Linked DNA regions of Homo sapiens: region 1 is linked to region 2. The links are chromatin contacts, found by Hi-C in ENCODE. All regions are on one chromosome and are shown on one strand. Each heading gives the region's core, a stretch centred on a gene start or an enhancer-like site at or near the end of the contact. The rest is flanking DNA. Distances are from core to core; before and after follow the strand shown. Region 1 overlaps TNIK (TRAF2 and NCK interacting kinase). Region 2 holds the start of SERPINI1 (serpin family I member 1).

What was found. Hi-C counts contacts between places; a loop is a spot of excess contacts on that map. Pooled maps may share reads with other maps.
Region 1: a pooled map shows a loop between it and region 2 (2.2-fold over the local background). The contact joins the enhancer-like site here to the promoter of SERPINI1 in region 2. A Hi-C loop is called at or near these places in 5 of 50 pooled maps.

The regions. Positions count from the first base shown.
Region 1 is chr3:171,265,285-171,268,764 of GRCh38, reverse strand. All of the region lies in intron 2 of TNIK (TRAF2 and NCK interacting kinase), which reads left to right. Among named protein-coding and RNA genes, the nearest start is that of MIR569, 160 kb to the right of the region's middle. RefSeq lists an enhancer at 1,351-1,460. Within about 2 kb of position 1,481, at least 2 of the 41 ENCODE cell types and tissues checked have a DNase peak (open chromatin) inside an H3K27ac peak, as active enhancers do.
Region 2 is chr3:167,734,166-167,737,428 of GRCh38, reverse strand. SERPINI1 (serpin family I member 1) reads right to left here and starts at 1,708. Exons shown (of 9, transcript NM_001122752.2): 1 at 1,606-1,708. It overlaps PDCD10 (programmed cell death 10), which reads left to right and starts at 2,537. Exons shown (of 9, transcript NM_007217.4): 1 at 2,537-2,767; 2 at 3,079-3,215. RefSeq lists an enhancer at 2,286-2,725 and a silencer at 2,776-2,905.

The DNA.
Region 1 (3,480 bases), core at 232-2,731, 3.5 Mb before region 2:
GTCCAATGCCTTCCCTTGCAGCACACCACCCAGCCCTTCTTTCTTTGATTACCTTTCCCTCTGTCTTTCTCCCAAAAGAAAACTCCATTCCTACAGCTAGTCTCTGCTTGAGGTTAGATTTCATGGGGTGATTGAAGTAATTCATGCTCAGGTTTGGATGACTGGTATCAAAGAAAACCAGAGCTGGACATCAGTTAAAGCAGTACAAAGAGATTTTACTCAGGACCTTTGCAATATAGGGAAAGAGACCTTAGTATAGAACAGGGTTCAATTCTGAATACACCAAGTGGCAGGGTGGAGATTTAAAGCCAAGTAGCAGAGTAGGGAGGTCAATGGATAGAAAATTACTAAGGGAGTAGGGATAATTCTTGTTTACTGGCCTCACAGGATTCTGGCTGAAGGCAGGCTAGGATGATCAGATATTACGTGGGGGATGATGGGGGCTGAGGAAGATGATCACATAGCAAAGGTGAGGGATTCTGCCTAAACCAACTTGTCAGGACTCTTGCTAAAATTAGGCAACATAAAGACACACACGGAAGTCCAAAAGTCGAGGCCTGGTTGGGAAGAGGATTTAGAAGAGCCTGACTAAAAGTTTGGTCAATGAGAGACTGTATCACTGGGAAGCATAATATTCTATGAGGAGGGGTTGTATTTTAAATGAGGAGCAAATCAACTCCCAATCAGGCTCAAGTTTTGAGACGGTTTTCCAGAAGGACTCCTCAGAGTGTAGTCTTGATGTGGTGCAATGGAAGGGTCATGCTGAATTTCTTCTGATGAAGAATGAAAGGGTGGCTGAGGCTCTGGGGCCATCAGCAAGGCTTGCAATTGGCAGGGAGTGGATATGAGGTCTTTCTTGAATATTGTTGAATCCGTAGGTCCTAGTACAGACCCTGGCATAAATGGTGGGAGCTCAGTAAACCTGTTCAATAAATGAACGAGTTTCACAGATGAGGAAGCTGACACATGGAGAACGTGGAGAACTTTGCTCTGTTTCCTTTCACATATCAGTTAGGTAAAAAGTTGCCTTTATTTCTCCTGCCCTATCTAAAAGGCTGTAGTCACTAGATAATTGCCAGTCCTTTGCTCATGGATGGCACTGTAATTTATCCTTACGATAAGATGTTATTAATAGGCTGATTTCCATATAAGTATTTAGTCTCTGGAATCAGAAAGATGAGGACAAAGCATTTTACAGTCACACTAGCACATTTTTGAACTCACGTCCATTTCCCATGACTGGAACATTCAGCTTATGAACATGTAGCCAATGGAGAGAAGGATAAATCAGACCTGGGAGTCTCTGAGTTTTGACTTCAGGCTCCTTTCAGTCTTGCCAAGCTGCTTTTCTGAATTAAGTATATTCCCTTTGCTGTATCTTGTTTCATTTTGGAAGAGACTGGCCCTTTACTTTCTCTCAGAACCTGCTGAGGCAGGAATTCTTTGGTACTGTATTGAACAAAGCCAGGTAAAGAGAGCAGCCCTTACACCAGCAGCTTTGGCTGGATTTCTGAGAACCTCTTGGCTCTTCTTAGCAAGATGTCAATTCTGTACTTACCAGTTCTTCTACCGTGACTCAGATTGAGTGAATACTACTATAACCCTAAGATGGTTAGATCAAAAACTCTCCTGTAATTTACATTCTGAATAATAATTTTTAAATGAATCCTTTAAAAAAGTTAAATGCATCCTAAGAAATAGAACATGGATTTATCTGTGCCAGTTTCTTATCAAGAGGAAAAAATTTATAATGCTGAAAATGCCATTTGCCTTGTCTAGGCTTCTCATTATAAGAGAGGCATTTTACATGGCAATCTGAGAGTGAAATGTTTTTGGATTTTACACTGGCCAGGCTGTTCTGAACAGACTCTGAGTGAAAATAGTCAAATATGATAATCATCTGCTTTGGAGAACAGAAGGAAGCCGGTTTAACTTAAGCTGGACTGATTTTTTAAACTTGGAAGACACTGACTTCTGGTTTCTCAAGAAAGGCCAGAGGAAGGAAGTGTTTTCAAGGCACTCTATAATTTTTTCAGATTGTTTTACCAAATTTCTGCTTGGTTCCTTTTGTATAAAATGTACTCTATTCCTGCAAAGGCTCAGGTTTTCCCATGGAAGCATGCAGATTTCACAACTCTGTTGAATGAGATAACTTGGCAAATCTCACAGACGTGCAGTGGAGCAGAGTGACATAATGAGGTCTGAAGACCCTAAGTAGGCGTTTCAAATGCATAAAGAGGAGCCCAGTCATTCTCTGTGTGCCCAGGTGACAGCCTGGGTTGGGGGCAACCTAAGGAAGAGTCATTCCTCTCTACTTTGAGAAAAGATGAAAGGAAACTGAGAGGGAAAGATTCCTCCAGAAGGTGTTTGCTTTGTTTTCCCACTCTTATGTATTAGACCCTAATGTAGGCTTTTTTTATTTAAAATAATATTGGAATCCTTTATCTCCTTAGCAGTTACCTCCTGGGAAGGGTGGTGAATGACAATTTAATTCCTGGAAATGTTAGCAGCTTACAATACTTTTGTTTCATTTTCTAAAACTCAAGTCCACAGTCCTTTGTCAACAATGATCTCAACTGTGGAAGAGAAACTTTTCCTTTCCTGCTATTTTCTTCCTTTTTCTCTTCTCTTTCCTCCTATCTTCCCCCCATCTTTTCTTCTTTCCCTCCTTTTTTTCCTCTCTCAACCCTGACAGCTTCCTGGGCCCGTGCCGCATTTACATCTGCCACCTTTTGATTCTAGATTGCATTTGGAAGTATGCTGGGCCATGTCATGTATCTGAATTGGAGGTGCCATGACAGCCTGGCCGGCTATGTCTGGGGACCCCAGGAGCCATGGGATAACTGAACAGCCAACTGCAGATTCTTATTTGATAATTCTTTCCCTTCTCATGATTTTAAAAAGGAAAAAAAAATAATGCTTATTTAAAGCAATCACTAGTGACTCAGATCAACCCTCCTTAGGACTCAACCACTGTCCAGTCTCTTTTTAAGATTCCACTTTCCCTCTGTTTCCCCAGTAACCTTGATTAATTACATTAATATTGGCTTATCACATCCCTGGTAGCTTTCACAAAATGAATCACCTTACAAAGATAATTTTAATTACCATTCCCTTGCAACCTTTAACCATTCTTGCATATGTATTTTGTTGGTAGCATCTGCTTGAATTGCAAATGCAAAGAAATTAAACACTTTAAGAGTGGCTTTCTTCCAGTTTTGTTTTTCACCAGTTTTGAAATCTCTGTCTGCCCAAATTAATGCAGGTCTGAGACCACTCAGTTCATGTAACTACCTGTTGTGTCATTAAAGACAAAAGAATCCAGTTCCACTGAGAAGGCTCTTCTAGCCTGTGGCTCTTCTAAAAAGAAGTCAGTGTAGGTTTTGAAAATGAGCATCCACACATCTTTAAAATGATCATTGTCTGCTTAGAAATCCTATCCAAATTGGTCCTAAGTCACAATTCCTCTAGATTTTCTCC
Region 2 (3,263 bases), core at 459-2,958:
TCCAGTGCTGTAGCAAAGATAAAACCTGATCCTTATAGTGGTTAAGTTTAGCAGCTACTGTTGCTTTTTCTTTCTTCTAAGCTCTTTGCTGTTTTTGATACTTAGCTGATTTGCTTAGGGGTAATTAAAAAGCAGCTGTTTTTCTATGATCTATCTGTCTATATATTTCTATGGTATGTGAGAGTGTGGGAGGGAAGAGTATACACACTGAAAAGTCACTTAGGCTTATCGGTAGTAGCACTCAGTAGGACTGAACTTTAATCTGGGAAGAGAATTCATTTGAGCCATTTCTTTTCAAAAAGAAATTTGGGATGCATTACAAAAATAAAATTTAAAATCCCGAGAACTCAGGAAAGCATAGAAATAGGAGAAAACAAGACAATTACTCCATTTTATTGACCCTGGTTATTAAAAAAAAACATAAAGTATTGAGACAGACTCTGAAATATGCAACTGTCACAATGAAAGCATTTCAGAGCAAAATTTGCTGCAATATGCTACTATGATTAAAAGCCATGTAATCTGGGAACCTCTGTAACAAAATGAAAATGAACTAGGAAAATAGCTTCTTACTACTTCTCTAAAAATAAAAGGCTGTAATTTTGTCATAATTACACAAAGGTAGGTGAGACTTTCATCTTTACCCAGCATTACAACTTATTTCCATCCATAGGTATTACAATTAACGTTGCTTTGAATGCACATATAGTTTAATACCGAGAATAAACTATTATTTTATGACACTACATGTGTTTTAAACTGAACCCACTATCATAACACATATTAAGGGTAGTCCTTCAGCACATACTCTCTACCCAGAGAAAAGATTCCCACACAGCTTTCCATGTACTCGTTTTTAAAATGTACACATATTATCGGACACAAATGAGAAACTAACGAGCAGCAGTGAGGTACACCATATGTTTCCATTGTAGGCTGAATCCAGGTCTTTGTTCCAATATTCCAGAGCCACTGGGAAGAAAGCTAACTATCCATTCATTAAAATTCATTTTTACATTATTGCTGGCAAAAGTTATACTTTTGATAGATTAAGTCAGAGCCCATCCTATCCTGACTATTCCTGCCTGCACTTGCTTCTTTAATACGGATTTCTTGCAATTCTAGGAAACTGCAAAATAACCACCCTGGATAACAGGTCGGTAGCAGGACAATCTGATAAACCAACGTAAAGGGTAGACACTGAAGAAGAATGCAAAGTTATTTTCCTAGTGAAATAGTTCAGAAGTTATTCTATATCAATAGCAAAATTTTTGCTTTTTATAGGCTACGCACCTATAACATCCACCAGATAACATCCACCTCGTCCTCAATTAGCAGGATTTTTCTCAATCTTCAGATCTCCCAGAACAGTTTTACTGGTGCAACTCAAACCAAAAACACTAACCACGCCCTTTATACCCAGAGTCAAGCTTCCTTTTGCTTTTTTGCCCTTAAAGTCGAAAAATGTAAATCTTTCACCCGAGAGGTTTTGCACCGGTTTCCTAACCCAACGCGGACTCTTTTAGCTGTGTCTTGATGTAATTCCTATTGGAAGACGTTTTCTCCAGGGCAGTGCAGACGCCCCGAAGAAGGACCCACGCTTACCTCCCACACACCTGCAACCCCTGACGGGATGCTGGAGCTTGTGCTCGGCGGACTGTGCTCCGCTCCGCTCTCGTTCCTGCTTTCGTCTCTCCCGGGAAACTACAGTCCAGACTGCGCCTCTGGCTTCTACAGGGACCCAAGCTCCGCCTCTCCCTCCTCTAGTTGGCGAATTTGGCAGCTGTTGCTCCTCCCCCTGCTGTTTCTGCAGCTGCCCGGACCGGAGGCAGCGGAAAGCAGCTGCCCTGGTACCTTTCCGCTCCCTGCACTTCTGCAGCTGCTCTGCCACTTCCACTCCCGTGGGGGTCCCTCTCCCCTCCTCTGTGGCTCACACCTGGAGCGGCCTCCTGCCCCACCCAGGCGTCTCTGCTGGGAGCCCCGGCTCAGCCTATCCTTCCCCGACCTGTGTGTCCGGATGCCCGGTGTGCCTGGGGCTTAGCTGCTCTCAGGGAAGCTGCCCCTCTGCCCAGTGCAAGTCCCCACACCAAGCCCTCCCTTCACCTGGGCGATTTCCCCGAGGCTTCCTCTCCACCCACACGGCATACTCAGCCCGACAGCCCCAGGATCCCCACCACAGGCCCCTCACCCCCTTCCTTCCTCTGCTCTGTCAGCCCGCCCCCTCAATGGGTGAGGCGCCTGCGGGGCCTACTCCGCACCCTGATTGGCGCAGGTGAGGGCTTGCCCCGCCCTTCCTCTCCTTTCCGTGCACCATCTCTCTTCATCTCACCTCCTCCCGCAAAGGCAGGGAATTCTCCTACTATTGGCTAGAAGTGTCACCACCCATCGCCTCAGGATCCCCCGCATGGCCTGCCGGGAAGTGTAGTCTTCCGATTGCAGGAATTGCGGACAACGCCGGCGAGCGGGACTACGAGTCCCCATAAGCCTCTGCACGACTCCGGCTGGGCAGGATTCCGGACAACGCCTGGTTCCTCTTGGGTCCTTCCGGCGTCGCCGGAGTGAATTGATCCGGGAGTTGAAGAGGGCTGCAAGGTGGGAAGTGAAGTCAGTGCCTCAGTTGCTGGTAAGGTGTAGCTGTTCTGTCCCAGTCCCCGTAGCTCTGCACCGAGCAGAAGAGGTCTAGGGTCACGCAGGGGCCATGGCTGAGGCACTTGGGCTTGGTTCTGGCAGGCGGAGCGGACGGGGCTGAGAGCGGGGCCCTACGGGCGTAAGCGAGGTTACCCTACGCGAGTGGCGTAAAGCGGGTTTGTAAATGCCGCCTGCCGGCTTGGGCCCGAACGCCTCCAGGAAGTCTCCTCTAGGTGGGGGCGGGAGGGGAAGGGCGAGGTTGGCCCCTGGTGCCCCGGGAGAGGGGACAGGGCGGATGTGCCTGGGGTGGGGTCCTTTGAAGGTGTGGCTTCGGACCGAGAGGTGAGGCTGCTGTTTTCCCCCTGCTTTGTAAGTAAGAGAAAAGGGAGGAGGAAGGAAAGGGTGCTTGGGAGTCGGCTCTTGGGGGTGACTCGGGTTATGCCCTTTGAGGGAAGAGGAGCACTGGAAGAAGGAAGAGACAAATGTTGGGGTCTACGGATTCAGTTCCAGTTTAATGATGTGGCCCTCTAAGGAGATAATTTTGCCTTAAACAGAAAGACTTGACCCTCTTAGGTGTCATACCTAAGGTATGTTTTTACTCCTTTACTGCTTTCAGAGCGCTTTCATTTTGGGAT